Regions from separate parts of the Mus musculus genome. Here all the other regions are linked to region 1. A link is a loop called in an ENCODE intact Hi-C map of the cell type or tissue named here. Cell type or tissue: heart. All regions are shown on one strand. Region 1 holds the start of Thtpa (thiamine triphosphatase). Region 2 overlaps Ngdn (neuroguidin, EIF4E binding protein). Region 3 overlaps Rnf212b (ring finger protein 212B). Region 4 overlaps Pabpn1 (poly(A) binding protein, nuclear 1).

What was found. Hi-C counts contacts between places; a loop is a spot of excess contacts. Peaks named below come from ENCODE experiments on the same cell type or tissue, not always from the same donor. Only the 100,000 strongest peaks of a DNase experiment are listed, where the experiment ranks them.
Region 2: a loop joins it to region 1, with 5 times the contacts of the local background. A loop is called at or near these places in 26 of 42 quality-filtered maps.
Region 3: a loop joins it to region 1, with 4 times the contacts of the local background. A loop is called at or near these places in 5 of 42 quality-filtered maps.
Region 4: it touches region 1 in a loop (3-fold over the local background); 18 of 42 quality-filtered maps call a loop at or near these places.

The regions. Positions count from the first base shown.
Region 1 is chr14:55,094,666-55,102,665 of GRCm38, reverse strand. Thtpa (thiamine triphosphatase) reads right to left here and starts at 7,882. Exons shown (of 2, transcript NM_153083.5): 1 at 6,660-7,882; 2 at 3,671-5,286. The coding sequence starts at 7,206. The coding sequence ends at 5,159. Ap1g2 (adaptor protein complex AP-1, gamma 2 subunit) reads left to right here. Exons shown (of 22, transcript NM_007455.5): 12 at 1-24; 13 at 104-158; 14 at 233-355; 15 at 979-1,068; 16 at 1,144-1,271; 17 at 1,491-1,595; 18 at 1,889-2,015; 19 at 2,097-2,247; 20 at 2,801-2,964; 21 at 3,328-3,426; 22 at 3,505-3,831. The coding sequence ends at 3,606. In heart, CTCF peaks have their summits at 792 (motif pointing right) and 4,379 (motif pointing right); DNase peaks (open chromatin) are centred at 925, 4,335 and 7,715; H3K4me3 peaks cover 1,734 bases; H3K27ac peaks cover 2,312 bases; H3K27me3 peaks cover 327 bases.
Region 2 is chr14:55,020,510-55,028,509 of GRCm38, reverse strand. It overlaps Ngdn (neuroguidin, EIF4E binding protein), which reads right to left. Exons shown (of 11, transcript NM_026890.2): 4 at 7,319-7,456; 5 at 7,032-7,116; 6 at 6,902-6,954; 7 at 6,566-6,689; 8 at 6,304-6,472; 9 at 5,304-5,460; 10 at 5,117-5,174; 11 at 4,372-4,521. The coding sequence ends at 4,502. Among named protein-coding and RNA genes, the nearest start is that of Ngdn, 9.1 kb to the right of the region's middle. In heart, CTCF peaks have their summits at 568 (motif pointing left), 2,796 (motif pointing left) and 4,088 (motif pointing left); no DNase peak of the experiment used is centred here; H3K27ac peaks cover 126 bases.
Region 3 is chr14:54,839,433-54,847,432 of GRCm38, reverse strand. It overlaps Rnf212b (ring finger protein 212B), which reads right to left. Exons shown (of 15, transcript NM_001370899.1): 7 at 7,138-7,166; 8 at 5,504-5,550; 9 at 5,252-5,294; 10 at 5,024-5,084; 11 at 4,598-4,646. Among named protein-coding and RNA genes, the nearest start is that of Homez, 21 kb to the left of the region's middle. In heart, a CTCF peak has its summit at 3,833 (motif pointing left); no DNase peak of the experiment used is centred here; H3K27me3 peaks cover 261 bases.
Region 4 is chr14:54,896,760-54,904,759 of GRCm38, reverse strand. Pabpn1 (poly(A) binding protein, nuclear 1) reads right to left here. Exons shown (of 7, transcript NM_019402.2): 5 at 7,721-7,808; 6 at 7,488-7,639; 7 at 5,833-6,743. The coding sequence ends at 6,704. Among named protein-coding and RNA genes, the nearest start is that of Pabpn1, 6.6 kb to the right of the region's middle. In heart, a CTCF peak has its summit at 4,177 (motif pointing left); a DNase peak (open chromatin) is centred at 4,249; H3K27ac peaks cover 443 bases.

The DNA.
Region 1 (8,000 bases):
AGGCATTCTGTTGGCTGCGGAGAGGTAAGTGACAAATGGCTTCGAGTCAGAGGCTGCGGCCTGGGGAGGGGCAGTGACAGCACTGATGAGCCATGTCCCCTAGGTTTGCTCCCAGCAAGCGATGGCACATAGACACCATCCTGCACGTGCTGACCACGGTAAGAGGGGGCCAGGCAGGGAGTCGGGCAGGAGTTGGCAGAACGCTGACTTGGCCACATCCACCCCTCTCCAGGCAGGAGCCCATGTGAGGGATGACGCAGTGGCCAACCTGACCCAGCTGATTGGAGAGGCCGAGGAGCTGCATACCTACTCTGTGCGCCGTCTCTACAGTGCCTTAGCAGAGGATATCTCCCAGGTATCACTCCTGTCTCCCTAGGTCCAGCTGGCCAGCCTTCTCAAATTTGAATGCTTTTCCCCACATGCGGAATTGACAGAAGATGGCCAAAGACCAAGCCCACCTTTACTTAAGCTTCTGTCCTGCCCCTGGTGACTACAGGCTGCATCTCCAGATAAATAATTTTTATTTCCTTTAGGCTCCATGTCCTCAACTTTCTAGAATGCCTACCTCTCAGGCTGTCTTTGAGATCACATGAGATATATTAAGTTTGGCACATACAGTCATTTATATTATTACCTTCAGTGTCCAGTGGACTAACAGGGGCCACCCTAAGATATCCATAACTCCCTTTGTCAACTTAAGTAGAGTAAGTAGAAACCATCCCTGTTTTCTTATGAGAGCCTCTCAGGGCTCTGTCATGTGGTCAAGCCATGTAGTTCTGGTACTCGCCCACCAGAGGGCATTAGTAGCCAAAAATGCTAAGATGGAGCCTGCTACCAAACTTAAATTTCCCTCCTCTACCCTGCCAACCCAACCTTCTTTGCCCTGCAGTAAAGAGACATCGTAGGGTTTAGAAGAGGGGACCTCACCCCCTGCCCCAACCCCAAGACCAGCCCCTCAGTGTCTCATCTCCCATCCAGCAACCACTGGTTCAGGTGGCAGCCTGGTGCATTGGCGAGTATGGGGACCTCCTGCTGGAAGGTAACTGTGAGGAGACGGAGCCTTTTCAGGTGAGACCTGAGGAGTGAGTGATACCCTGGGGAGGATTCTCCAGGACAGACATGACCTATTGTCCACACCTGAAGGTGGAAGAAGAGGACGTGCTAGCACTGCTGGAAAAGGTGCTGCAGTCCCATATGTCCCTGCCAGCCACTCGGGGCTACGCCATCACAGCCCTCATGAAGCTGAGCACCCGACTCCGGGGAGACAACAAGTAAGAAGGGAGCTCCCGTCCCTTTAAAGATGTCATTTCCGCCAGGCCTACTAAGTCCCCAGGCACGCATCCCTCTCCCCGCCTAGCCTTAGGAATCTGCTTTTGAGCCACATATATCAGGGGTCTCCTTACTCTGTGAGGCCTCTCCCTTCCCTCTCATCCTGGAGTGGAAGAGCAGGCCGACCGCCACTGCCTCTCACAGGCCACACGGTGGCCCAGTCGTATTCGCCAGGTGGTGTCCATCTACGGGAGCTGTGTGGACTTAGAGCTGCAACAGCGGGCTGTGGAGTATAACACACTCTTCCAGAAGTACGACCACATGAGGTGTGTCCTGAGGCCTGCAGGTAGAACTTCAGACTCTCTACTCCCAGGGCGCTCTTCAGAGCCTCTCTTGGGGGGGGGGGGGGGAACGACTCACCTCCCATCCATAGTGGATGGCAAGCTGGTTTCCCATCCTCATCTGTTGTCGGAAGACCAGCAACTGGCTTCCTGTCTTAGGAAGCCAGGACGGCACTTGTGACCCTGTGTGCCACCGCCCTGTGTCCTTGGTCTTCTTCCCAAATGCTTCTGTGAGAGCATGTGCTTCATACAGGAACCCTTGCGTTCCATCCCTTCAGAGCCGCCATCCTAGAAAAGATGCCTCTTGTAGAGCGTGGTGACCCCCACGTTAAAGAGGGAGGGAAGGAGAAGCAAACGGAAGCCCAGCCCTTGGAAGTGACAGCCCCTGCCCCCACAGAACCCCAGGTGAGGAGGTGGGAGGACCTGGGTAGAGAAGACTTATGTGGGTGTTCACACCCTGCCGTGACCTCCTGCCCTTTTTCCCAGGCCACCAAACTCTTAGATCTACTGGATCTCCTGGGTGACACTTCAGAGCCTCTCTCTTCTGGGCATGCCCAGCATCTTCCTCCTCAGACTCCTTCCCCAGGGGAAGCCTTAATTCATCTCCTTGACCTTCCCTGTACACCGCCACCCCCAGGTAGGCCTCAGCTAAGGGAGAAACATTATAGAAGTGGGGTGGAAATGGGTCTTTTCTCTCTCTGAGCCAAGGATAGGGACACCCATCTCAGTAGGCAAAGGTCCATGGCGGTCCCATCTTTAATGTACTTGTACTTCTCACCCCAGTCTGCAGGCCTGTTTCCACTCCAGCCTGCACTATCACTTCCCACTGCCCACTCTATTGGTCTCTTCAACTCCCCAAAGCCTTCCACCTCAAACCCTTAACATTTCACGTTCTTTACCCAACACCAAAAGGACTGCTACTAGCGGATACTACTCACTCTTCAGCTAAATGCCATCTGTCTACCCTCTCCTGTTTAACTTGGTTCATCACGGCCATGATTATCTTGTATTTCGTTCGATGTTTCTCTTTCCCCAACTAGATGGCCAGCCCAAGCCTTAGCTTGTCTACTTTTATCATTAGATCCGGGGCAGCTGCAGGGTCAAGACTGGCTCACTCCATTTTTACTGGCTGAGTGGCTGGGTGTTTTATCTTAAGCCCATGCACTGAGCTGCCTCTCTCCCTTCTCCAGCTCCCATCCCCAGTGTCAGAGTGTTTGAGCGTGAGGGCCTACAGCTGGATCTTTCTTTCATGCGGCCCTTGGAGACCCCTGCTTTGCTCTTAGTCACTGCCACCACCACCAACTCCTCAAAGGAGGATGTTACCCACTTCGTTTGCCAGGCAGCTGTGCCCAAGGTTTGAAAACAGTGGGGTTTAGCCAGGTGTGATAGTTGGTGCCTGTAATTGTAGAACTTAGAAACCTGAGGCAGGGGGACTCATTGTTTGAGGCCAACCTGCCTTAACATAGTGACTTTGAAGCCAATTTGAGCTACACTGTTTCAATAAAAGAAAAAAAAAAAAATAGCATTCAGAGGTAGCCAGGGAATTTCAGGAGAAGAGGCCAGAAAGAAATGGAGGAGGGTGGGAGGCAGAGTATAATGGGAAAGGAGTGATTGTGTTATTGGGGTGTTATCCAAAAATGTTTGGGAGCCACGGGATGTGGAGGACTGCCTGAGCCCAGGGGCCTTACAATGCTCTGCCCAAATCTCCCATGTTCAGAGTTTCCAGCTGCAGTTACAGGCCCCCAGTGGGAACACAATTCCAGCTCAGGGTGGTCTTCCCATCACCCAGGTCTTCAGAATCCTCAATCCTAACCAGGTGAGTTGTCAGACGCTGCGGGTAAGAGGGACGAAGCAATAGGAGACCTGACCCTGGTCTCTGCTTGCCTGTTTTTAGGCACCTTTGCGACTTAAGCTGCGCCTCACCTACAACCACTCTGGCCAGCCAGTACAGGAGATCTTTGAGGTGGATAACTTGCCTGTGGAGACGTGGCAGTAACCGACTGTGGTCAGTGTCTGGCCTGGGTGTCTCCAGGCTCCTGGTGTTCAAGGAACGGAAATAAAGACCCACGTAAATGGCGAAGTAAACTTTATTTAAAGGCAAACTGAGCGTACAAATTAGAAGTGCTCTGTAAACGGGTGATGACCACAGTCTTAAGAGCCCAGGGCAGTCACCCGGTGTTCCTTTAATAAAGTCTCAGGGAACGAAGGTGTTAGCTGTGAAGTGGCATAATTTGAGTGATTCTCTGTTTTCATTGACAGGCTTGGATTCTGTCAGCCTTTCTTCTCTGTGCGTAACCCTTCCCATGATGCAGCTGACTTTAATCATAAGCTAACTCATTCTGCACAGGCATAGGACGGTCCATAGGGAGTTCTCCTCAAAAGGTCACCCAAAGATCACAGGTTACCCCAAACCCGTTTAGGCCTAATCAGCTCCCTACTTTGGGGTATGTCCTAAAGTGTTTGAATAAAACTGTCCACAGAAGGGGAGTTTTGATGGCTGCTGGGGAAAGAGAGATTTACTGTCTGAAGTGGGCTCTAAGTGCTACTCGATACAGGCGGGGTCCTGGCTGCACTGTTAGAAGAATGTGTGTGCATGGTGCGTGCAGCTGAGGGTCCTAAGATGCCAAGTGGCAGTGAGATGAGAGGTGTGCATAGCTCAAACCAAGTGGAGTTCCAGGCTGCTAACCTGTTCCCTAAGCTTGCCTGCCTCATAACTGCCTCGGCTCCTCTCAAATCTTTCTGCACCCTCAGCTTGGGACACAACCCTGAGGGCCACCAGCAGGTGGCACTCAGACCCTATATTTGTCAAGGCAATATAGAGAGCCTGCCTCCTCCCCAACAAATAAAGTCTATGAAGCGTGAGAAGGGAAGAGAGGCCTGTTTTGACCTAGTTGAGAGAAAAAAAAATGTGTTAAGAGCAAGGGTGGTGCCTTCTCCACAGGAAGTATGACTTCCTGAAACCCTAGGAACCGGTCTCAACAATGACCATTTTCTTTCTACCCCTCTCTGGGTTGGAGAGCAAATGTTCTCTCTAAACTGCCACACTGAGCACTCTACCCTCCCGGCACAGCAGCAGGCCCTGAATTTCTAGATCCCTTAAGGAGTTCCTAACCTTTTCCCCACCTTCTTGCTCTTCCCTACACCCCAGGGCAGGGAAATCCCCGCTGTTTCCCCTCATCTCTAACTCAGCTGTAAGGCGGCTTCAGAGCCTCTGGCAGAATCAATGGCATCGACCAAGGGAGGGGGGGGTGGCAAGGGATTTTCCTGTGCTTAACTACTGATCACGGCTAAGTGGAAATCCTATAAACACGAGCGGAAATCAATGGAGGCTGCTTAGCGGCCAGGGGAGAGGGGCGGCCCACAGATTGCATCTGACGGATGAGGGAAGCAGCCAGGGAGGGCTCCAGGAAGGATAGCTCAGAGTGGGCGAAAGACCAGGCAGAGCTGGAGGGGAAAGTGGCTCCGTTGTAAGGGAAAGGAGCACCGTGGGTCCGGATGTGAATGGCGGCTTCAGAGTTACCTTCCCTTTTGGAAAGTGAACGCTGTTGTCAGGATGCTGAGTCCCCTGTGGCCTCACCAGAACTGGCTGCTTCTAGCAGGCGCTGATAGTCCAGAGGCCTGAAGCGCTGTAGGTATACCATGAGCTTGGCTGGTGCCTCCTCCTGTGCTGGCACTCCTGCGGGCAAGAGGACAATGAGGAAAGAAGCAGGTGGAGCCCTCGGACATGCTTCGGTTCTGTTCCCTGCCTACCCAGCCAGGACTCCAAAGTCTGCAAGGCAGTACTAAAAATCCAGAGGCCATCAGGGCAGTTTCTCCAACCCACCCATTCCCTGCAGAAGTGAAAACCTCCCTGCAAAAACCCACTCGGGTTGTGTGGCTGGAAAGCCACCCAAGCGCCTCTCCTCCAGCAATGAGAAATGGTAGAGAAGCATCCTGTGCCACGGAGACAGGGGAGCCAACTCACTTCATTTATTACCGCTTTCTCCCAATCAAGATTCAAGCCCATCTAGGCAAGCCAAAGCTCATTAGCTTGGTAATGGAGCACAGGCAGCGGAGTACAGAAGATAACCAAGTGCTATGGGAAACAGAGGAAAGCAGGGGCTGTGGAGTGGCGAGTGGCGTTCACAGAACCTCAACTCTAACGGCCTGATGCACACATCGCTAATGGACAGCAGCCTGCTGACCCACAGCAGGGAAACTCCACGGGTGGTCTCCAAGGAGGCTCAGCCCTCCAGGGCTGTCAGGCCCAGTGCAGTGCACAATCTCAGAAGTGTGCAGATGAGCTATTTCAGAACTAGGCATGGAAACAGAAACATCTGACAAAGAGTTCACCACTGCCCCCGCCCCCCATACCAGTGTCATGCTCAGCCAAAAGCATGGACAACGAGGTGTGGCTACCTACACCTGTAATGCCACAAGCTTAAGGCCTTTCCTGGGCTACATAGAAGACCACAGAAAGAGCCAAGGGAATAATAACCATGTAGGAAGTTGAAAGAGAAAAGAGAAGTTTGTGGGAAGGATCAAAGCAGAGACCTAATAAATAGAACTAGGAGAATTAAGTGATAACCAGGATGAAGATTGGGAACCGGGAAGAATAAAATCCAAATTAGCTACTAAAGAATTGGAAAGGATTCTTATCAAAGTGTAAACAAATTAGATTTTCAAGAAAATCTCTACAAAAAACAAAAAACAAAAGCACATAATTAAAAGGTGCCACATGCCTTTAATCCCAGCACTTGGGAAGCAGAGGCAGGCGGGTTTCTGAGTTCGAGGCCAGCCTGATCTACAGAGTGAGTTCCAGGACAGCCAGGGCTACACAGAGAAACCCTGACTCGAAAAAACAAAACAAAACAAAAAACCAATTTTCCTTACAAAAATGATTTCCCTCCACTCCTCTATGGCTCAGTAAGGACCTGCAGTGAGGTTAAGTGAGAAAAAAGGACAGCCCAAAGGGCCTGCCTGTCTTCCTCACCCACCATGTTCCTGAGCATAGAAGGGCCTGCCTCCCTCCCCCACCATGCTGCGCACACAAAGACCTGTCTCCCTCACCAAGCATGCTACTGACGGTGATGATCTTCTCTAGGGCAGCCGGGACTTCAGCCTTCTCGTGCACCATGGCCTCTACCTCACCCACAGCATAGCCGAAGTCCGCTGAATCCAAGTCTATTGTGAGCTGAGGCTCCTGTCCATGGGCTCCAGATAAGGCCAGCTTCCAGGAGCTTCGCGTAGTAATAAAACTAGCCACCTCCTGCAGCTTCAGCGAGCCCAGGACAGCAGCCACACCTGCAGGCTTCTGCTCCCCAGACCCGAGCAGTTCAAAGAGCTGGGCCACAATCGCAGCTTCCGATGTGACTTCCACATACTCATTGTGAGGTCCTGAGACACCTGTTACTCCAGGACATTTGAGCTCCCATCCACTACCTTCTCGTTGTCGCAGCCAGTGGTCAGACAGCATAAGGCTTAACTCAGAGGTATCATAGTATGTGTCTCGGAAGGTGACCCGGTGCTCCAGGGTGGCCCCCAACTCCTGCAGCCTTTCCTCCGTGTCAGGCCCTGGAGCGAACTTTCGCTCCACTTCAATCAAGCCCTGGGCCATATTAACCTGCAACCCTGTTTGCCAGGTATTCACTGAGTGCTCAAGGTGAGGACTAGTCAGCAAAGACGGACTAGTCCTGGATCAATTTAAGATGCATATACACTGTCCCAGAGCTCTGCTCCAGGTTCACAGGGCTCTACTTGGAGGTCTCTGCGGGCTGCAACAATGGTGACAAGTCTCCAGTTAAATCCTACTACTGATAACCCAAAAGGCTCCCTAGCAAACAGGCCGTAATGCTGATGACCTATCTTCTCGCTACACCTTGCTACCCAAGGCCAGTGATTCACTGCCCAGGATGATCTGCCATTCTTCGCCTAGCACCAAACAGCGGTACCTCGGGACACTCTTCAAGACCCCAGGGTCTCCTTCTCCCGGGACCCGGAAGTGGGGGAAGGGTGCCCACGCTACACCCGCGAGGAATGCCGGGAGCGGTCTCCGGCTCCGGACCTTAGTCCAGGCTCTTTACGCGCGAGACCGGTCCCAGCACTAGCGGCCATATTAGACCGGTGTGGCGGTGCCGATGACAAGCTAGGCCTGAGAGGTCTGTTAGGTTACGTGCGACCCAACCCGGTGGGCAAGAGAAGAGAGAGCTTCCTCTTGCCCGCTGTTCATCCTGCATTTTTCCTGGAGCCCAGGAATCGGCCAAGATCTCGAGCCTTAGCGTGAGCCTGGCATCCTGGGCCTGGTGCATGATGGGAGATGTAGTTTCCAAAGGACCACCTCACCTTTCCTGCCCACCGATCACTAAGGAAATCAGAATTAGTTTCAGCAAGCGGGACTCTACCTCAAGCTCT
Region 2 (8,000 bases), 74 kb after region 1:
GGCTCCTTGGGAAGGGTGGGGGAGGGGAGCCAATGCAGCTGCAGCAGAGACCAATATCTTCCCCTCCCCTCCCCCATTAGACAGATTCCATACTGCAGTAGCCTACCCCTCCCCCTCCAACTGCAGTCCTCCACAGCCCACCCTTTCCTCCGTCCCTTCACACAGCTCCCCCACCTCTCACCCTCCTCTCTCTCTCTCTCTCTCTCTCTCTCTCTCTCTCTCTCTCTCTCTCTCTCTCTCTCATTCCCTATACTGCTCTCTTCTTTCTACTCTGGTCTTCATGTAACATAGCCTTATCCCAGCAGGAATAACCCTAAATACTCACATCTTAAATGTCCCAAAGCCCAGGCCTTTCCTACCCTTCACTGGCCGAGCTCAACCTGTCCACATCCAACACCCCACAGAAGGCATCTAGCACATTTTGGCATTTCCTGGATCCCACTGAAAGGGACCGATCTCCTCTCCATTTTTATTTTAATGTGACTTCCTTTATCACATCCTTAAATATAATGGCTATCAAATTTGCTTGTGTCTAGGGGGTGCCGGGGCCTCAGGACTCAGCGACTACTGCCACCTATTGACCCAAATTTGTTCAAGATGGACCTTTAATACACTTCTTACAGGGCATCAATAGCTTAAACATGCAAAGGCATGGCTCTTGGGGTTTCTCTGAGACCCTCTGAACAATGAGATCAAAGAAACACAAAAGCAGGACTGGGCAGAGAGCCAGCGTCGCGATGCCTGTCTGCATGCACAGGCTACGGTAAGATGGCCAAGGAACAACACAACCTAAGTCTCCTCCAGGACCTGTGAGAAAAGTAGGGGACAGAATTTTCCCCAAGCAATGGTAAAGATCTTGTGCAGACTAGGTTTAGTCCTGGGCAAAGGGTAGTTAGTGTCTCCCTAATACCTCATCACAGTAGCCTTGGATGAATCTGGCATTTACGGAGCAAACAGACCTCAGGGACATTCCAGACTGTGTTATCTCTAGCTCAGTCTGCACCAGTCAAGTGGAGATGACAGAGGAACTGCATGCTGAAGGAGGACAGGTCTACCCACACCATTGTAAGGGTATGTGTGTGTGTGTGTGTGTGTGTGTGTGTGTGTGTGTTTCATACCCCGAGGCAGAGCAATGAGGGCATTTGAGCTCTCCACGGTGCTGAAACCCGGTCAGCTGCAACCAGGTCGCTGCTCCTTACACTGCCCCAAACCTTCATCAACAAACCCTAACTAACAACACAAAGACTTGGAGGAAAAAATAAAAAATAAAAAAACAAAAAAACAAAAACAAAACCCAGGATTTTGTCAAAGTCTCTTCCCGACTCCCTAAAATGAAAAAAACTGAGGCGGAAGCTAAAGCTTGTCAGGTTTAAAGAAAAAGAAAAGAAAAAGAAAAGAATTGAGCCTGAACAGAAACACAGAACAAAGGTAAGCAACAGAACAGGCCTAAGCCTTGCAATCCTGATCTTAAATTCTGTTGCTCTGCTGTGCTAACCGTGGCTTGCAAACCAACACTTGGAGGACTAAAGGTTCTCCAGGCTCCTTGGAGAGTTAGGGAAAAGAGTTTAATAGTAAGGAACTCTAAGGTGCCTCACCCCTACCTCAATAAGAGTAACCCTATTTCAACTTGTTTCACATCAACAACCTCCCTAAAACTCTGTCAAACAATATAATCTATTAATGATGCTGATATAAATAACCTCAGAAAAACACTTGTAGTTGTTGGAAGTCTTTTTCTAGTACTGCCAAAAAGCCAAAAAAAAAAAAAAAAAAACCAACCAAACAAACGAACAAAAACCCCACATCCTGGAACTGAAGACTCAGATTAACTACAAGGCCCACAATGACAGAAATTTGTTCTGGTTACTGATATACCAAGACCCAGAGTATGGACTGTAGTCTCTGAAGGCAAGGCCTCTAAAAAAGATGGGGCAGGAAGTAAGCTCACATCTTAATAAATTAGGAGCAGCAGCCAAGCATGATGGTAGCTGCCTGTAACCCTGGCACTTAGGAGGTGGAGGCAGGAGATCAAGAGCTCAAGGACAATTCCTAACAAATTCAAGACCAGCCTAGACCATCTTGAGATCCTGTTCCAAAGGAGTAAACCAGAAACAAATGCAATAATCTAAACCATAACATGAATGTGATGGTTCTAACCAAGACATTTTTATTTATTTATCCTTACCCTATGGCACTAGGGATTATACCAGGGCCATGTCTCTCTCTCTCTCTCTCTCTCTCTCTCTCTCTCTCTGTGTGTGTGTGTGTGTGTGTGTGTGTGTGTGTGTAAGCAGAGCTATATCCCCAACACTAAGATGAAGCCAGGCTCTAGCTGTTTCCCAGGCTGCCTTTGAACTTGCTCTGTAGTGCAGACAGGCCACACGCTTGTGTTCCTCCTGCCTCTGCCTCCTTCCTGAGAGGCTAGCCTCAGGCATGTGCCACCACATCTAGCTCTCAGAGCATGCCTTAGCTCACTTGTCTAGGTTGTTCAGCTGGAAAGGCACGTGCTCTAATCTGCCCTTAGAGCTCTTTGCTTAGACTCACTTGAGGTCTTGGGGCACACAGGATCCCTCAGATTTATCGGGAACTAAGATGCCCCAGAAGCAAGCGCATCCTGGGGTAATCCACAAAAACCGAAGACTCCTTGATACAGAAGTAATCTTAAGAGATTCAGATATGGGGCTGGAGAGATGGCTCAGCGGTTAAGAGCACTAACTGTTCTTTCAAAGAACCTGAGTATATCCCAGTAACCACATGGTGGCTCACAACCACCTGTAATGAGATCTGGTGCCCTCTTCTGGGGTGTCTGAAGACAGCTACAGTGTATTCACATACGTTAAATTATATATATATGTTTTTAATTGTGTTTGCATGTGCAGGTGTGCGTGCCAGAGCCTACAGCATGGGTGCTCTGCTCTACACTGTCCCTCACACTGCACCTGGAGCTGAGCTGGCAGCCACAAGCCTCACCCATCCTGTCTCTGTTAGCCACAATGCTGGGAGGAGGTTATAGGTGTGTATAGCCATGCCTGACTTATTTATATTACTCTTTTCAAATTTTGTGGGGAGGGGACATAGGCATGTGACATCTAAAGGACATTTTCAGGAGTCAGTTCCCTCCTGGGTCCCAGGGATGAAACTCAGGTTGTCCAGCACCTTTACCTGCTAAGCCTTCATGCCAGACCCTACTTCGTGACTTTTCATGTGAGTATTGGGTACCAGAACTCAAGTTCATGCTCATAGGCAGGTACTCTTACCCAATGAGGTGTGGCCCCTGGATTCAAGCACACTTGTGTTTCTAGCTGAGGAAGAGTAAAGGACAAAAATATTAAATGATTTCACCATGACCACAGTTAGTAGAGCAACCATAAGTCTAGTGTTCCAACTTCTACCAGGCTGTAGTTGGCTGATTCTTATACCAATCAGAATGACCAGTAGAACTCCGAAATCAGTCCATGGGGCATGGGGAGGGTGGGTTTATAGAGACGCTCACCAACAGAGGTTACTCTCTGCAGAGAGCTCAGATGTGGATCCTGGCTTGGGTCTGGCTCCAGCTCCTGGAGGGTGCCCACTCTCCGAGCTGTCACACTAGGGACTCTGTGCCCTGCTTGAGGACAGCTGTACAGTTTTTTAATTTTTTCAAAGATTTATTATTATACATAAGTACGCTGTAGCTGACTTCAGACTCACCAGCAGAGGACATCAGATCTCATTATGGGTGGTTATGAACCACCATGTGGTTGCTGGGATTTGAACTCAGAACCTTCAGAAGAGAAAGCAGTGCTCTTACCCGCTGAGCCATCTCACCAGCCCTACACAGTTTTTAAAAGGGCTGGATTCATTGACCCAGGTAAACTGAGGTCTCATGGAGGAGTGGCAGAGAAGCCCCACGTCGTCATGCCTACACCGACTCTCCGCCTGTCACTTCAGCTGCTCTTCACAAATCCTTCCCAGGACTGAGCACAGATCAGCTCTTACGAGCAGGACATTAGAAGAGATGAGTCCAGAAAAGTGGGGCAGAACCAACCTACCTAGCTTTTAGTTTATCAAGCGACCACAAGTTTCCTGAGCCACTAATGCCACCTGGTGGCCAAGCTGGACAGGTCAACAAACGCTGAAACCAATGTGATTTTATTTTATTTTCTAAACTCCTGCAGGGAGCTGGGGCCAGGGAGGCAGATTACTTCATCCTGCCTCTATTTTGTAAAATAATCATTTCCCAATTTCTAGGAAAAATATATTACCAAAGGAAACAGCAAACCAAGCTTCTCTAAGTCTCCCAAAACATCGTCTTCCCTTTCCGCATCCTTTTGTTGAATACAGCCCACGCGCCCGGCAATTCCAACCATACAATGTATGGCAAAAAATGTCTTTCACTCGTAAACAAAATTAATTTTATTATTTAGTAAAGCACTTTCCACATTTCCAAGGCAAACGCCTACACACAGTGAAGTTAGAAGCATCCCAGGATGACCAAAAGTACACGTGTAAGCGCACCACATCACCAGCGCCTCCGAAAACCTGAAACAGAAGGGAGCCAAGAGTGAGGCAGAGAAGGGCTCTAGGAGGTGTGCTCTGAGGCCGGGGTGTGTGTGTGTGGGTGTGTGTGTGTGTGTGTGCTCTGAGGCCGGGGTGTGTGTGTGTGTGTGTGTGCTCTGAGGCCGGGGTGTGTGTGTGTGTGTGTGTGTGCTCTGAGGCCGGGGTGTGTGTGTGTGTGTGTGTGTGTGTGTGTGTGTGTGTGTGTGTGTGCTCTCTGAGGCCGGGGTGTGTGTGTGTGTGTGCTCTGAGGCAGCACTCTCTGTCCTAGGACTCACAGGAGCATGAGCAGTTAGAGAGCCATCTCCTCGGGTGATGTTTTTATACTTCTATTTACAGACAGTTGAAATGTGAGTTGTGGGGCCACAGAAATATAATGCAGAGACTGCCTTGTGAGAGACAATGATTTCAAGCTTGAGAAAGAAAAAAAGAAAAGAAAAAAAGAAAAAAAGAAAAAAAGCCAACCTAAAGAGATTAGTGACTATCATGGAAGGGACAGACAAGACCTGAGACAAGTTCCTGAGAGATGGCATGCCAACTCAGACTTCCCGTGGCACCTAACGCCTACTGGGTCACTGACCTTTCTTCTTCCGGCCTTTTTTAGGTAGCTTCTTCCTCTTTTTAACAGGATTCTGGTCCTGCAGACAACAGAAGCGAGGAATAGTCCCGCATTCTAAGCACCAGCACCCTTGCCCGGGCTTTCTATATGAAGCCCACGTGTGGCTAACAACATGGCGGCTCCTGCTACCACCGTACCTTACTCTTACCTCATCGAGATGAGCAGTGCCCCCTGTCAGAGCACTGATGTCACTGAAGTGTGTGAGGGAATGAAGCTGGGAGCTCATGGCGCTCGCTCGCCTTCGCAGTCCTTTCTCTCGCTTGCTAACACTTAAGCGCACCATCATGCTCTCTTCATAGTTGACCCTGCCGGAAAAAGAGTTTGCAGAGGTTCAGACAAGGATAGGGAGACAATACCCTGAACCCAGACCCAGCACTTCTTCTTAACCTAGACCCAGCACTTCTTCTTAACCTAGACCCAGCACTTCTTCTTAACCTAGACCCAGCACTTCTTCTTCTCATCCAGAGTCCCCAGGATGCGCACACATCAATACCATTCTTAGCTAAGGATGTGTGAGGATGTTCGGTCGCCAACTTCCTCACTAAAATGCTCTCTGCTGGGATCCCCTCTCTGCTAGGGATTGATCTACGGTCCAAACACAACAACAGTGTTTATAGGAGAGAGTTCTCACGGTCCGCTCCGTGGAACAGGCCTCCTGATGGGCTCTTCTGTAAAACCATCAGCCATAAAAGCTGCACCTAGCAACACTAACCAGCTAGTTTCAGGCTAGTTGTTTGTCTACCGTTCTACCACGCGTATAATGACTGCAGCACCGTACAGAACCTGTCTTTACCGCTTTCTACCCAAAGTAAGACCTGTGACGTTGATGGGGAAAGGCCGCCTACTAAAGCCCCACATGAAGAACTGATGATATTTTCCTTTACATAGAGTTTACTTGAGCCTCAGTAGGTAGAAAAAACAAAAACAAATGAACAAAAATAAACAAAACAAAACAAAATAAAACAAACTGTTTTCCTCTAGCTCTTATCTGTTCTTCAACCTCACCAATGTAAAAGCGCCACCCAAGCGTCTCTCTCCACCTTCTGTATCACGCTGGTTTTCCTGGGCCACACGTAATCGTGCTCACACACAGCGCGAGGACAGCGCTCTATAGATTTGAGAGAATTTCTAAATGCAAGAGCTCAGACCTGTGCTGATCCTCCTGACTCTGGCGAGTGACGTGAGGGTGTCGAGCGTCCCGGATTTCCTCTGGGGCGTCTGAGTACTGCTCCTTCAGCTCCCGGATGACAGAGCTGCTCAGCGCCCGCCTCTTGGCTTTCTCCAGGCGCTTCTGCTCCCGCTCAGCCTCAGTCTCATCTGTGTGATGAAAATCCACGTGAGTTACTCTGGAACAGGCAAAAGAGAACAGAAACAAAACTCCCACCCAGGAGGGACAGCCACAACTCCTACCGTAATGTACTGGAACCAAGCGTGGCGGGACGTATTTCTTAGCTGAGCCTTTTGCCGATTTCTTCCCCGAGGCCTCAGACTGGCCCTCTTCTGCTTCACTTTCCTCCTCATCCTCAGAGCTCAACTACAAAAGAAAGTGATTCCTGCAAGCTCAGGAAGCTTTAGGGGACAGGTGAGCAAAGCACCCAGAGCTGGAGCACCACAAGAAGATGGAGCCATGAACCAGGGAAGGAAGCCTCACGTCGGGTGAAGCATTTCCAGCCACAAGCTGGAGCGGGCCCTGCAGGTCAGGGTCAGCACAGCACAGGGCTAATTTCTGGCGGACACAAGCCTTACCTTGCTCACCATGTTGCTGGGATGAGGCTTAAAACGGAGCGGGTCATTCTCACCTGAAACAGGAAATCCAAGTTTACAAGATTTGAACTCTACAGTGACCCCACAACTTTAGGACGGCTCTCCCACTTACTGAGGCTGCCTGTCACTGCCGTCTTGACCAGTTTGTCAATTTGATACTTCAGTTTTTGGTCCAAAGGACGAAGTTTTTCTAAAACCTACAATGTGATAATTTAAAAGGATTACATTTTCTTTCCTAAATCAGGCACACACCAGCATCCATGTGTTGTTTCAGATAAGGCAACTAAAACATTCACAAAGTAGAGCAATTGTGGACGAAAACATCTCCTTACTTAAAAAGGAGACCATTCACTCCCATAAGAACCCTGAAGTGCACGCCTTAGAAACTAAGACTCATACCGTGCGAATCTCCACCAGCCTCAAAACTGCAGGGTGTCCCTGCAGAGATGCTCCAGAGGCCTTGTCCAGGATGAGGTGGCTCAGATCCATAAGGTACATGAGCAACAGCTGGTCTTTCACTTCCAAGAAGCTCAGACCCTGAGTTAAAACAGTAAGAGATAGTCTTCGTTTTAGCCAAAGAATCAGAAGGGGCAGCTAAGGCTCCTTACCAGGTTATGTCTTTCCCAACTAGCCCATGTTCCACGAGTCACCCTTTCCCTGGTGTACCCACAATGCAAATGCTACCAGTCACTTAGCAGCCACCCCAGGTCAACTGTCACAGTTATCAAGGAGCTTTTGTTCCAGGAAAGCCCTATTTTCCATCCCCAACATATACATGAGAGTAGTGACGAAAAGCAGCCCAAGGGCATAAAATGTGGAAAGACAGCTAAACCCTGGAGCTGTGCAGAAGACTAAAGACCACAGAGAAACACGCACAGCACAGTCTCGGACATCCACAGGAGGTCGTGAGATGCGTTCCCATGGATACGAGCTGGGTCTTGAGAAGCATCCAAAAGTCGCTCAAAGACTAAGAGTGTTGCAGTCTCCGAGCTTCTGACATCCGAGTGCACAGGACTCTGTGACCGTGGACCACCCTGCCATTGTACATGTCAGCAGCACCACTGGGCTAGTCTCACTGACA
Region 3 (8,000 bases), 260 kb after region 1:
GTGCACAAACGCAGGAGACAGTTGGAAAGGCCTAAGCTCTCACCGTGAACGAACCCTGAGGCTATACAAATGGAAGACCTCAAAGAACAGTTGTCAATTAGATGACTAAGTGCCAAAGTATGCAAGTCATGTGACATATAAAGAAAAGACTATGGCACATATAAAGAAAAAATAATCCAGCACTGAATTTTACAAAGATCTAAACACCCTTTTAAAATACATTTAAAGAAGGCAAGTAAATTATGTCTAAAGCACCAAAAATGGCTTGGTGAACTGTTCAGCCCTTAAGAATATTTGCTTCGCTACACAAACCTGAGGGCCTAAATGCCTGGGTCTGATCCAAAGAACCCATGAGAGAGAAAGAGAGAAAGAGAGAACTGGCTCCCAACCGTTGTCCTCTGCCTGCCACATGTGTGCTCTAGCACTAGAGTCCCTTCTGCCCCACTCCTCCCTTATATTAACATGCTAAAAGAAAGGATGAGAATAGTGCTTTATCCAATCAAGAAAGAAAATTATACAAGAAAGAACTAGTACTGTGGAGGTAGGGGAGGAGGGATGGCTCAGCTAGTAAAGGGCTTGCTATGTAAACTTGAGGACCTGGGTTTGGAACCCCAGGACCCATCCCAGGCATGGCATTGTAGTGTGAGCTTGTAACCCTGTCACTGGAGGGGACGAGAGATAGTTGGATCCCTAGGATTTTGAACCAGGCAGTCTAGCAGAAATGGCAAGCTTAAATGAGAGACCTTGTCTAACAAATTAAAATGGAGCTGCACAAGGTTCAGGAAACACTAAGGAAGATGGAATGAAAAAATCTAAGACCCTGAGAGTGGGGAGGACATGCTGTTGTGTTGCATTTATCAACTTCCAACAGCAATGGTTACCTGAACAGGATGATACCTGTAAACAACTCCACTATGGACAGGGAGTGGGAAGGACTAGGAAACGTCATCCCAGCTGAGGAGTTCTTGGCAATTGAAGGGGCATTATTTTTCTTTGGGGATATGGCAGGTAGGTTGCCTATGTTCATATTGGCAGGGCTAATTGGACCCAGTGGATTATATGTATTTTTTAAAGATTTATTATTATACATAAATACACTGTAGCTCTCTTCAGAAATACCAGAAGAGGGCATCAGATCTCATTATGGGTGTTTGTGAGCCACCATGTGGTTGCTGGGATTTGAACTCAGGACCTTTGGAAGAGCAGTCAGTGCTCTTATCTGCTGAGTCATCTCATCAGCTTGGTTATATGTATTTTTAAAAAGAACATGAAAGTGGGAGGAAGGAGTGAGGTGATTGAGGGTAGATACATATGTATGATCAAGATACACAAGTATTTTCATAAGTAGGAAATTATCAAATAAATTTTTAAAAATTTGGGCATGGTAGTGAATACTTTGATCACAGTGCTGGGGAGGCAGAGGCAGGTGGATCTTTGGAGTTTGAGGCCAGTCTGGTCTATAGAGTATGTTCCAGGATACATAGTAAAACCCTGTTTCAAAAAAAAAAAAAAGGAGGAGGAAGAAAGAAAGAGAGAGGGGAAGAAAAGGAAGGAAGGAAGGAAGGAAGGAAGGAAGGAAGGAAGGAAGGAAGGAAGGAAGGAAGGAAGGAATTAAGGTGACTGGGCTGGTAAGATGGCTCAATGGGTAAAGCACTTGGTACCAACTCTGATGATTGGAGTCAAATCCCCAGAACCCACATGGTAGAAGGAGAGAACCAGTTCTCAAAAGTTGTCCTTTGGGGGCTGGTGAGATGGCTCAGTGGGTAAGAGCACCCGACTGTTCTTCCGAAGGTCCAGAGTTCAAATCCCAGCAACCACATGGTGGCTCACAGCCATCTGTAACAAGATCTGACTCCCTCTTCTGGAGTGTCTGAAGACAGCCACAGTGTACTTACATATAATAAATAAGTAAATCTTTAAAAAAAAAAAAGTTGTCCTTTGACTTCTACACGGACACTGTGGCTCATTTGTACCCACATACATATACACACTAAATAAATTAGTAAACGTAATTAAAACATTTTCCTTGGGGGCAGGTGTTGAGACAGAGTCTTTCTATGTATCTTTGGTTATCCTGGAATTCTATGTAGATCAGGCTGGCCTGGAACTCAGAAATCAACCTGCCTCTGCCTCAAAGTGCTGGGATTAAAGGTGTGTGCTAGCATACCCAGCTAATAATCATGTTTTAAAGTGAGGCGGGTAGTAATTGAGGAAGATATCCAAAGTTAACCTCTGGACTACATAAAAGACAAAAATCCACTTTACTGGTGATCAAGTCATGGCTTTATGTCACCTATGCATTCTACCAGCTGGGCCACGTGCCCTCTCCCTGGCAAAGAGTCTTAAAAGTAGCAAGAGAGAAGTCACTCATCACAAATAATACTCAGCAAGATTAGCGTTGACTTTCTCATCAGACACACCAGGGACTAGAGAACACTCCAAGTTCCCAAAGATTATCAACCAGAAGGAAACTTATATCCAATAATACGATCTTTCAAAACTGAAGGAGGAATTAAAATATTCCTATATAAACAAAAATTTAGACAGTGAACTTATCACTCTCAAACTTGCCTTATAAGAAATACTAAATGGAGTCTTTCAGGCTGAAATGAAAGGACACTAATTAGTAACTCAAATGCAGAAAAGGTAATTATATAGGTAAATACAACAAAAGACAGTTTAAGTGCATTTTTCTTGGTAGCTTCTCCCCATCAGATTTAAAAGACAATTGTATAATGCAGTAACTTAAAATTTGTGTTGCTGAGTATATAATTTAACAAAACTATGACATTTTGGTAAGTATTGATGTTAAATGTGGTACTAACTTAAACCAGGTTTTTATAAATTATGTTAGCTGTAATCTCAAAACAGTTTTGAATATGGTAAAGGACATAATGAGATCTAAAGTGCTACACTAGAAAACAATCAACTTAACACAAAGGAAGGCAGTAATAAAGGAATTAACAACAAAATGATGACATTTATAAAAGAAATAGCAAAATGGCAGTTTTTTCTTATTAGCAATTAGAGCAATTATAAATGTGTTAAAGTTTCCAATTAAAAAGCAGAAAATCAGAGCTAATGCTACGTAAGCTGGAGACCCAGATCCAACCCCTAGAAACCACCTAAGGGAGGAAGAGAACCAGCTCCACAAAGTTGTCTTCTTACGTCCACATAGATGCCATGGTTTGGTATGCAGTCATGTGTACACATACTAAGTTAGAAGAAAAATTTACATAAAATCAAAACAAGCTGGGAATAGAGCACAGTGGTAGACATTTGCTGAGTATGCATTTGATCTCCAGCACTGATTGAAAAGAAGAAAAAAATGAAGGAAAGCAGAAAGCAAGCAAGGAAAGAGAGAAGGGAGGAAGGAAAGAAGAAAAAGACTGTGAATTTATCTCAGTGGGAGTATGCTTGAGTCCCCAGATTCAATCCCCAGCCCATTATACACAGGGCCTTCCATGAAGAAAGCAAACAAGAAAACCCTAGTGGCTGCACTAGTAACAGACAAAACAAGACTTTAAAAACATTGTTACTACAAACAAAGCCCATGTTTTACCTTTAATGCAGAGTAAGAAAACAAGCAAACACCTTTCAGGTTATAAGCTGCTACTTTATGTGCTAGTGAGATGGCTGAGTAGTAAAGCACTTGCTCAAACCGAATGGCCTGAGTTTGATCCCTGGAACCCACACAAACGTGGACGGAGAGAAGTGACTCCACAGTTTTTCCTGACCTTCACATGTGTGTCATGGTGCAGGAAAGCAGAAATAAATCACATCGTACAGAAGACATTCAGTTTGTTAGCTTTCCTTTTAGACTTAATTTCTACTGCCATCTTGTGGCAATTTTGAAAATTCAAACTGCTTAAGTTATTCTGATCAGAGGTTTTTGGGTTTTTTTGTTTTTGTTTTTGTTTTTTTTTAAGTAGAGGTAGAGAAAGATAGAGACAGAGAGAGGTAGAGAGGTAGAAGGATGGGGGAGGGGGAGGGGGAGGGGGAGTGGGGGAGGGAGAGGGAGAGAGGGAGAGGGAGACTGAGAGACTGTTGTGCTATGGTACACATGTGAAGACCAGAAAACTTTTTAGTTGTTTCTCTCCTTCCATCTTTTTAAAAATTATTTATTTATTTTTATTTTATGGGCATTGGTCTTTTTGCCTGCATGTATGTCTGTGTGAAGATGTTGGTTGCCCTGGAACAGGAGTTACAGACAGTTGTGAGCTGCCATGTGGGTGCTGGGAATTGAATCTGGATCCTCTGGAAGAACAGCCAGTGCTCTTAACCACTGAGCCATCTCTCCATCTTTCTGTTTGTTGGGGGAACCAGACTTGGATTAGAAGGCTGTTACCCACTGAGCCATGCCTTTGATCAGGTTTTCAATGGCTATCGTCAACTTTTTATTTTCTCCCTCCCTGTTTCAGAAAAAACAAAAAACAAAAAACATTACTTGAAAAACTGTAATCCATGGTTGACTACCTGGAATCATTTTCTTTTCAGGAAAAAATTAAAACAGCATTATATTATGCATAGGACACTAGAAATTTCTGGTATCTGGCAGAACATACAGACTTCAGATACTTCCCCTACCCTCTCTCACCAGTGTAAGAGTCTCCAGGAGTGCTCCTTACGTGCAGACCTCTGCTTCCCTGACAGAAAAATAATGACCATTAATGACTCTACCCTGGTTTTCTATATTCCCAGCTCCCCATTGTTTCTCAGTAACAATTCATTCACACATGTATTATTCTCTCACATTGTGTGAATTGGTCTTAAGAGGGACCTATGCTCTTTTACTTCAAAAATGCCTGTGGCAGATACTGTGCATTCAATTCTTGAACACTTACACTACAGTCACCACTGTTAATTCTGTGTCATTTTCTAATATTGAGTATCCAAAATAGGCTCCATATGGCATGAAAAGATGTGCCAAAACCAATATAAATGTAAGATTATTGAATTACAGCCTTGCTTTTAGTAAGCATTAGAAACCTTAATATAGAAAAATAATATGATCATTACTTACCTGTTCCACGTGACCCATGCCAGCCACTGTGTAAGGGATGGACTCCATAGAAGAAGAGCGACTACATAAAATGAGACAAAACAAGAATGCAAACAAAACAAAAACAAACACAAAAATGGGTGTTACATTGACTTGGCAGTAATTCTCTTCAGTTCCACTTCGAGCCACCTCATTCATCTTCCAACTTTGTTAACAGTTACAATGTTCAATAATAGGCTTTCTACTCACCTGACTACTTGGCTGCTATGGTGGGAACTGGGTCGTGGAGCAACTGAAAGAGCACAAAGTGTAGGGAAAATTGCCGTTAGTATATACTCTGCCTCATCTGGCTAATTTGCTTTGAGCGGTTATCTGGCTATATCATGTAAAGTTAGCAAAATCATGTTATAGTCTCTGAGGAAAAAAACAACTTCCATATGAGGAAAAGATATTTACTCGTCTCACACAGATATCTGGAAAGAATTAGTTTTTGTTTTTCACCTGACTGTGATGGGGAAGTAATACCCACGGGTCGAGGTGTGGTTAACCTACAAGAAAACAAAAAGAAGGCAGCTTTGATCGCATGGATCAGAATTAGAGGTCACACTAGAGAGTCAATCAGTCATTGATTATAAAAACAGTAGCTTTGAAGCTGGAGAAAAGGCTGAGTGGTTAGAGCAGGGACCCCAGTTCATTTCTGAGCATCTATGTCTAGAAAAGAAAGAAAGAATGGAACAGCAGCTTCTCCTCTAAGCATAGAGTACTTCCTCCACTGCAGTAAAGCCATTGCCACAGCATTCAGAAGTCAAGGGACCTTGTGAGGCCCCTTTACTCTCCATTTCCCCAGTGGAACCTTCCTCTACTTTCTCATAGACTAATTCTGGAGTCTTTTCTTTCTTCCTTCTTACACTAGCATCTTACCAAATTTCTCAACTTTACATCTACTCATTCATTCATTCATTCATTCATTCATCCATCCATTCATCCATTCATCCAGCCAGCTAGCTAGCCATTCAACAAACATATCTATGTTCTATACCTTAAGACTAAAACAATTAGCTATGAGTGATTCACAGGCTACTAAGAGAGAAGGTAAGACTCAGGCCTGGATAGATACCATCCAGTGGTAGAGTGCTTCCTTAGTAAGCCTTGAGATTTGACTTGCCAGGACCACAAAGGAAAAACCAAGCAAATCCAAGCACAACAATGGTTGTGTATTATAATGCATATATAAAAATAAAAAAATTGAAATACTGATAGTAACCTCTGTAACTTCAGGAGTGCTATGTCTTTTTAATACATTCACCATTAAAAATATTTAGTAGTTGGTAGGGCACAGACTGTCTGTCTGCTGTTGTGCACAGTCACAGTACTTAGTAGTATTGCTGAATGAATATTTATTGAATGAACAAATTCCAACTCCATTTGATAAAGTCATTATGGAGAAAGTAATATATGTTGGATTCTTGAAGGATTAGTAGAAATGTATAAGACAATAATCAAGGGTGGGCATTACAATCAATATTTCACTTCAGAGCTGAGCATGGTGGCACATGTAATTCTAGTTACTTAGGACGCTGAGTCAAGATCACTAGTTCAAAACCAAACTAGGTAACTTTGTGAGGCTGTTTAGTAAAAAGAGGACTGGAAGGGTGGGGTGAGGAGCCATGGTGGTATGTACCTTTAATCCCAGCACTCCAGATCTCCATAAGTTCCAGGATGGCTAGGGCTACATAGTGAGAGTCCCCTCTCCATAAAATAGGGGGTGCTCTTGAGTACACTAGCTCAGTGGCAAAGTACTTGCAAGACCCTAGCCCCCAGTACCACAAAAAATAAGACAAAAATATTTCACTTCTGTCAGAGACTCAGGAAAGTAAATGATCAATTCATTAACCATTTTATCCATCATGGAGTCACACAACTAGGAATCAAGAAAAACTAGCCAAAAGCTTCCCAACAGAAGAAAATGGCTAAGGGTTAAGAAGAGAGAAATGCCAGATATCATAAATTGTTCATTACATACAGTACACATGTGGCATATCATCATATACTTATATACAATTATAAAACTGGAAATGTTTTGGAGAACAAATCAGAAGATTTCAAGATAGAGGGCTAGTGTGTTAGAAACCCACCTGCTTCCATAGTAGCAGCTTGGAGATCCCTGTAGGTGGAAAATGAAGTAAGGGAAGCTATAATTAAGGGTTCTAATTAGTACATTTTAGACTGATTTGTTAGATAATTTACCTGCAAACTCCCTTAGCTAAGGCTGCCAACAGAAGGACAAAAAACTGTTTCCTTAGAAAATTATTAGCTTTGAGAGAATAAAAATTTCGTTTCTTTTTGTAAACTCATACCGGGGAGCTAGGCATACAGCACATACATGTAGTCTCAGTACTGAGGAAGGGAGGCAAGAAACTCAGGAGTCCAGGCTAGCCAGCTCAGTAAGAGGGCTCAGTTGGGAAAAACGCCTGCTAGACCTGACTGCATTGATCTCTCATTCCTACCGTGGAAAGAGAAACTGCTTCCTTAAAGGTACCCTCTGACAGACAACTGCACTCATGCACACATCACATACACATCATACATCTTACACACATACATACACCAGCAATAATATTAAACAGGCCTTGAAAAAAAGAGTTCAAAGCTGAGGGTATTCTAGACTCAATCTCAAACAAACAAACAAGGAAAAGATCTTGAGGTATTCTGGACTTCTTCAAAAGAAATGTTAAGGTGAAATACATTTCTTAATGAGGGATTCTCATCAGTAATAGCACGACTCGCTGACATCTCAGAATGGTCAAAATGTGCTAACTATTGATGCTTTCAACCCTCCAAAGTCTTCTATATCCTTCTGGGAAGCACTGTTCTATGTAGCCATCTAGAAAGGGACAAGGTAGCAAGTAAAATAATAATGAAGAGTCTCCTTCAACTGGGGATGGTGATAGGGTGGTAGTCCTGGACCACAGGAGACTGGGACAGAGGATTCTGAGTC
Region 4 (8,000 bases), 200 kb after region 1:
CAGGAGAAGCTCCCTGGCAAAAACATCTTTTTTTTTTTAAAGATTTATTTATTATTATATTTCAGTACACTGTAGCTGTCTTCAGACACACGAGAAGAGGGCGTCAGATCTCATTACGGATGGTTGTGAGCCACCATGTAGTTGCTGGGATTTGAACTCAGGACCTTCTGAAGAGCAGTCAGTGCTCTTAACTGCTGAGCCATCTCCCCAGCCCCAAAAACATCTTAATATGGCACTCGGGAGACTGAGGCAGGCAGATCTCTGTGAGTTTGAAGCCGACTTGGTGTACACATTAAGTTCCTTGCTAGCTGGGACTACAGTGTGAGATGCTCATTTTGAAAAAAGTCTACAAGGGTATTAAGCTAGCAGAATAGAAGAGCAATATAAAAATTACACATCTGAGCTGGAGAGATGGCTCAGCGGGTAAGAGCACTGACTTTCTCTTCCAGAGGTCCCGAGTTCAATTCCCAGCACCCACATGGTGGCTCACAGCCATCTATAATGAGATCTGATGCCTTCTTCTGGCATGCAGGTATACATGCAGGTAGAGCACTCATACATACTTTTTTTTTTTTTAATTACACTTCTAGACCAGAAATATGGTTGAGTGTGTAAAAGTGTCTGCTGCACAGGCCTGGCAACTTGAATTCTGTCCTTGCACCCCACATAAAGGTAGGACAGTACTGTCTCCACAGGGTTGTCCACCTGAGCCATGACATGTGTGTACCTCCTCATAACAATTTTAGAAAATTAGTAGCCAGATATGCTGGCTCTCACCTTTCACCCCAGCAGCTAGAACTCACAGGACACCGTTGTAAGCAACAGAGATGGATTTCTCAGTTTTGCCTCAGGGGGTAAAAGTGCTCCTGACTGTGTCCACCGGAACCCAGTCACTACGACCCACAAGGTACAAGGAGAGAAGCCAGTCCTGCAAGTGGTTCTGACTACTGCATGAGTCACCTCCCCGCCCCTATACTAAATGGAAGAGCAAATTTTAATGGAAACCTAGGGATGTTTTGCAAATTTTTTTTTTTTGGTGACACACAAAACAGAGGTGTGACAAACTGACCCCATCCTTCAGTAAGATCACTTTACAGAGTGATCTTTACTATTTTTCTATTACAATCATAACATCCTTAACAGAACCCACAGTTGGGAAATGCTCAGTAGATACTTGTTTGAGAAGTGCTTTTCAATAAGCCTAGAGAAGGAAAAGGGCACGGGAACTTCACCAGTTGATGTATCTTTTTTTTTTTTCTTTTGATGTAGCTCCAGCTATCCCAGAACTTACTATGTAGACCAGCCTAGCCTTAAACTCACAGAGAACCATCTGTCTTTGCCTTCTGAGTGCTGGGATTAAAGCTATATATCAGCATGCCTAGCAGATATGGTGAATTTTCTTAGTGTTTATGGTGAGACTGTGATTGATGGAAGATAAGCCAAAACAACCCAGTACTTGTTAAGGCAGAACTTCTCGAACCTGATTGGTATTAGAAAAACACATACCCGGCCATGGTAGTGCACACCTTTCGTCCCAGCACTTAGGAAGCAGAGGCAGGTAGATCTCGGTGAGTTTGAGGCCAGCCTGGTCTACTTAGTGAGTCCCAGGACAGTCACAGCTACATTGTGAAATCCTGTCTGTCTCAAAAACAAAACAGATCTCCAAATCAAGCCGGGGGCGCTAGTGCACAGCTTTAGTCACAACACTAAAGAGGCAGAGGCAGGCAGATCTCCTTGAGTTGGAAGCCAGCCTGGTCTACAGAGTGAGTTCCAGGACAGCCAGGGCTACATGGAGAAACCCTGTCTCAAAAGCAAACAAAAACATAACATAACAAACAAACAAAAACAAGACAAGAAATTATCCCCCCCCCAGAACCCCTTTTTTCTTTATGTGCCCTCCCTCCACAACAGAACGCCGGTCACACACGTCCTCCTGCTCTTCAGCTCACCACGATGATGAACAGGAATAAACTACCGAGACTGGGGTTGTCTAAGAATGACAATTGTCTTTCCACGCTCCTGCCTCTAAAGCACAGGGAAGGAAATGGAAACCGAGGTTGAGGGGAAGGGGATATCACTGTTTTAACTGTCTTGTCCAGGACAAGAGCCACCCACAACATGAACCGGCATTTAGGCACATACTCAATGGCAGGCACACTAAGAGTGCTCGGGGAGCTTGCAGTTTAGTGGGAGACAGGAATAAAACTGTTTAAAAGAGGACTTTACTGTTCTGACCAAAGCTCCAAGGCCGTGGTACCTGGTTACACTTTGAATGAAGTTCATGGCTCCAGGCTGGACTCCAACTCAAGTAGATCTGCCTGCCTCTGCCTCTTTAGTGTTGTGACTAAAGCTGTGCACTAGCCCCCCTGGCTTGAATTGGAGATCTGTTTTGTTTTTGAGACAGGATTTCACTTACATCATTTCCCCCTTCCATTTCCTCTTTCCAGCCTCTCTCATATAGCCCCCAGCTCTCAAATGCTGGCTTTTGTTGTTGTCTTTGTTTTTTTTCGAGACAGGGTTTCTCTTTGTAGCCCTGGCTGCCTGGAACTCACTCTGTAGACCAGGCTGGCCTTGAACTCAGAAATCCAAATCCGCCTGCCTCTGCCTCCCAAGTGCTGGGATTAAAGGTGTGCGCCACCATTGCCCGGCAATGTTGGCTTTCTTAATGTTAGATACACACACGTTTAAATACGTTAAGTACAACCTTCTCAGACTTTTGTTTTATTGTTGTTGTTGTTTTTTTAAGATTTATTTTATGTGAGAACACTATAGTTGGTTTTTAGGCATACCAGAAGAGGGTATCAGATCCCATTACAGATGGTTGTGAGCCACCATGTGGTTGCTGGGAATTGAACTCAGAACCTTTGGAAGAGCAGTCGGTGCTCTTAACCACTGAGCCATCTCTCCAGCCCAACCTTCTTGGTCTTAAGTGTTACTTGTATGCATATGATTTTAGGTCTGACCACTTCGTATTGGATAACCAATTAGGGTGCTGATCCCAGGGAAACCCATTTCTCCCACTCTCGGCATTCCTTAGTTGCCTGTAGTTCTTTATCTAGGCCTGGGTCCCCATGAAATTCACCGCTTCCATGTTAGTGTGTCTATTGGTGTCATACTTGTTCATATCTTATTCAGATAGCCATTTGGTTGAGGTAGTATCATACATGGGTGAAGTTTCCATACCATTTCTAGGAGACACAGTCTCACAACTGATTTCCTGATCCATCTGGTCCTTACTGTCTTTCTGCCCCATCTGTGTGATATTCCCTGAGCTTTGTAGGAACTGTGTTGTGTAGATAGATCCACTGGGTTTGGGCATCCCACAAACACGTTTTCTGCGTTTTGATCGGTTGTGATTTTCTGTAACGGTCTCTTGTTAAAAAGAACACTTTGTCACCCTAACTGGTATAATTTCATTTACACTATATATGTATTATGGCTTTTTCATCATCATTTTGACCTCTCCTCAGTTACACCATGTTCATGATTTTGACAGAGATGTTAGGCTAGCCATAAGCCTTACTAAGGCTCTAGCGAATACTTGCTGAGGCCAGAGAATCAGTGTAAATCATACATGAAAACACTACAAGTTCAACTGGAATGCCTATCAGATGCATGATACAAATGTGGCAGACAGTATGGCTAGGGTATGGTAAGGGAAAGGCCTTACTTAGTTCTGGGTTTGTGCTTATTGGTGGTACCACACATCTTTTTAGCAACAAGGACAAATGAGTTGCCCAGTTAGTAAAAGAATGGAGAAAATAACAAACATGATAGAGTAGAATGGAGTGGACATAAAAGAATTAAGACCACAGAGGGGTCAAAAAAACCACTCATCTGCCAGGTATGGTGGTGCACATCTGAAATCCCAGCACTTGGAAGGCAGAGGTCGGAGAATCTGAGTTCCAAACCAGCCTGGGCTTGACACAGTTCAACTATCTCAAAATCAAACATCCAAAAGAGTTCACAAAGACTAATTTGTTCTGGGAGTGGTGGTACATACCTTAAAACGTGGCAATCAGAGGTTAAAGTAGGCAGATCTCATGAGTTCTAAGTCAGTTTGGTCTCCACATGGATCAGGTCCTGGCCTTCCAAGACTACAAGTGAGACCTGTCTCAAAACAACTTCTAGGGATCTTTCAGAACTAACCAATTAGTGCCCCCTAGTGGATACGCGAGACCAGAGCAGTATTCATTTGTAACAATTTCAGTGTTTCACAATCACTGTTGGGTTCTTCTGTTTTTGAGAGTCTCACTATGTAGCTCTGGCTGTCCTGGAACTATGTAGTCCAGGCTGCCCTGGAATTTAAAGAGATCTACCAGCCTCTGCCTCCCAAGTGCTGGGCTTAAAGGCAAGCATCACATCTCACTTTCTCATTTTTGACGACCAAACCAGATAGCCAGTGGGTAAACACCCATGCTATGGAACATGACAAGGATTTGATCCCCAGAACTTCACAAAGTAGTCCTCTTGACATGTCTCCTGTCCTCTTAACAAAACAGAAAGAAAAACAAGTCCTCATACTGTCTAGTTCAGATCTATAAGCAATTAGTTCTCTTGCCGTGAGGTTAGTCCTATGTCAATCACCACACTCAAGCTCCTATTATTCTAATACTGAATTGTAGACTGCTTCCTGTTAACCAGCCTCTGCAGAAGTATCCAGAGATCATATATTTTAGCTTTATCTCAAGAAAGGGACTTAAACAAGAGGTAGTACAATGGTTAAATGCAAAAATACACTGGTTAACACTCTTGTTAACACAAGAAACATGAGAGGCAGCCGGGCGTGGTGACACACACCTTTAAGCCAAAAAAGGAAGAAGGAAGGAAGGAAGGAAGGAAGGAAGGAAGGAAGGAAGGAAGGAAGGAAGGAAGGAAGGAAGGAAGGAAAGGAAGAAAGGAAGAAAGAAAGGAAGAAAGGAAGAAAGAAAAAGAAAGAAAGAAAGAAAGAAAGAAAGAAAGAAAGAAAGAAAGAAAGAAAGAAAGAAAGAAAGAAAGGAAAGAAAAAACAAAAGAGGCTTTAGAGCCTCATGGAACAGCTTGGTTCTCAAGGGGATGAGACCAAGTCATCAGCAGAACTAGCAATGGCAGGATGGATATCCTGAGGCTGGAGTACATCCTGGGTTAGAGTAATGGTTCAGTGGTTAAGAGCAGTGACTGCTCTTCCAGAATACCCAGATCTGGTTTCCAGCCCTTACCAGCTCCACAAATTCTTACATCTCTTTTTGGCCTCCACAGGATGGGCAAATACAGTATGGTACACACAGGCACAACTCACTAATAAAATCAATAGTCTCTTCTTGACAACACAAGTCTTACGTTAGGTAATATAGTACCCAAGATTTTAGTCAGAACTTACAATATAAAACTGTAACCCCCCTCCCGGCCTGCAATTTAGACAAGCAATTCCACCTTCAATTTCCACCTCTGGAGTGCTAAGATTAAAGGTGACAGTAAGCCTGCTCACAGGGGGGTCATAAGTTGTCCTTGTTTTGCATGAGTCCATCTTGAGACATCAGGGTTAATAAGACCCAAATTTAGAAATTAGTCCATTTGCACTCACCTGAGCAGTTTTCAGTTGTCTCGCTATATAGCCCTGCCCGCCCTGTAACTATGTAGACCAGGATGGCCTCAAACTCAAGAGATCCGCCTGCCTGTATCCCAGCACTGCTACAACGGCCACTCTTGAGGGCCGTTTTTTTTCTGCTCAAGATCAATCAATCATCCTCAACTGAATACATTATAGTTAGCTCTACCTTCTACCTTAATGTACAAATGTAACCCTCTCTCAAACACCAATCCTCCCCCCATACTAAAAAACATCCAAAGGGCCAATTTTTTCATAAAACAACTTTATTCATGACACATTATTTAAAAAAAAAAATCCCATCCCCTGGAAATGAGTTAAAAAAAAACAAAAAAACAAAAGCCACCCCCACCACCCTGTTCCCACTTCCTCCCATTCCCTCCAAATAAAAGGGAAAAAAAAGGTAAAGAAAAAAACAAAACAAAACAAAACCACCTGAAAAACAAAAACACCCCCAAACTCCCCAAAACAAAGTAGTGCATTTCCCCAAGGGTAAGGGGAATTTACACTGGAGCCGCTGGGAGCGAGATCTTCCGGCTACAGAAACCTGCAAAGAAAGACACTCAAAACAGAAAAAGAAACACAAAAGGAAACAAAATAGATCACCAGGCAAACTGGAGGGGCAGGGAGCCGGAGGAAAGAGGTGTAGGGTGGGCGGAGACCTGGTAGGACAGGAGCAGGCAGGCGGGGACTGCAAAAGGCAGGGAGAAGACGAGGGAAGGGAACAAGCTGAACAGTTTGGTGTCCTTCCAGAGAGCCCTGGGTAAAAAAAAGCCCTCCTACCACCCGAGCCCACCTACCCCTGAGCAGGCCCAGAGAGGATGGAGGGGGGCAGGGAAACAGGGAGCAGCTTGCACAGTTGAGATGTGTCCATGGCGAATCCCCAGAGGGACTCTGTAGCCCCTGCCCCGCGCCCTGGGCCTCCCCTACTCCCAGAGCAGGTCCCTCCTCAGTTAGTTATAGGATTCTCCCCCCTTCCACAGTATATCTTTTTTTTTTTTTTAAATATTTTTTTTCCATCAAGGTCATCTTCTGTTTTTCTTTTTTTTTTTTAATTCTTTTTTTTTTCCTTCTTTCCTCTTTTTTTCCTCTCTCTCCTCCTAATACACACTTTTTTTAGTAAGGGGAATACCATGATGTCGCTCTAGCCCGGCCCCTGGAAGAAAGAAGGAGAGTTAGGTGTTAACAGGGTTACTAAAGAGTTCAGTGCAAGACCCTCCCCATGGGCCCGCAACTGCCCCAGTGACTGAAGGGAGCACCTCAAAAGTGAGGCCTCAATCCAGGAATAACACAAATGGCAAACTGGGGGGCCTTGACATGGGAAACAGGGCAAGGAAATATCCATCTAAGATACTGAGGGACAAGAAAAAGGATCCATTGTTTGTCCAGTGCTCCACAGCACTTAAACCCTATCTGCTAAAAAGGCAGGGTTTATCTTAATGTGGGACTGAAATGCAAGGACAGAAGTAAATGAAGCCCAGCCACACTCTGGAGCCACTAGGCCCCATCAGACAGCTGACCTTGGGAACAGTCCTCCCACGCAGCTGTGGGAGGACCAGCCAGGAGCTGGATCCTTCCACACATGGGAAAAATAACCAAGTCCAAACAGTGCTCTCCCTACCCTGAGGCCTCCTCACAGCTCAGGGCAAATAAACTCTCACTGCCACCAACTCCCAAAAGAAGGCTGAGGGAGGAAACGTCTCAGAACAAATCCACCCTCATCAGTTTCTGTTCAAGAAAACCCAGAACTGGCCTGCCACTATTTCCTTACTCTGCACAAGCAGGACCAAGTCCCTGCAACCAAAGGGAGGACAAGGGAGTAAGGGTCCTCAGGTGAGGAGAGAACGAAGCCTAAGGGCTCATGGGAGGCGGGGAAGAGGAGCAGCCCATCTATCCTGACCTGTAGATTCGACCCCGGGGCCTGCTGTTAAAACCACTGTAGAATCGAGATCGGGAGCTGTTGTAGTTGGTAGTCCGGGCACGGTATCGGGAGCGCGGGAAACCCCGGTCTGTTGTGCTGATGCCTGGTCTGTTGGTTCGTTTGGGAATCACCTGAAAAGGACAGAGAACACAAAGGCTTGGAGTCAAGCCAGAGACTCTGTACAGGACGGATAGCCAGGGCACTATGCTTACCTTGATTTGTCTTCCTCTGAACAGGGACTCATCTAAGGCCAGGGACGTCCTCACTGACTCTTTGTCCGAGAACTCTATATATGCAAACCTGGAAAGAATAATCTGGCCATTTTATCAGACTTTACAAAGAGCTTACAGGTTAAACCCAACTTGTAATACAGTTAACTGGAAGTATAGTATGCTAACATTTTAAAAACTTCTAAACATTATTGAGTATAATGAACAGTTTATAATCCCAGCTTCTCAGTAGGCTGAGACAGGGGAACCTAAGTTCATGGTC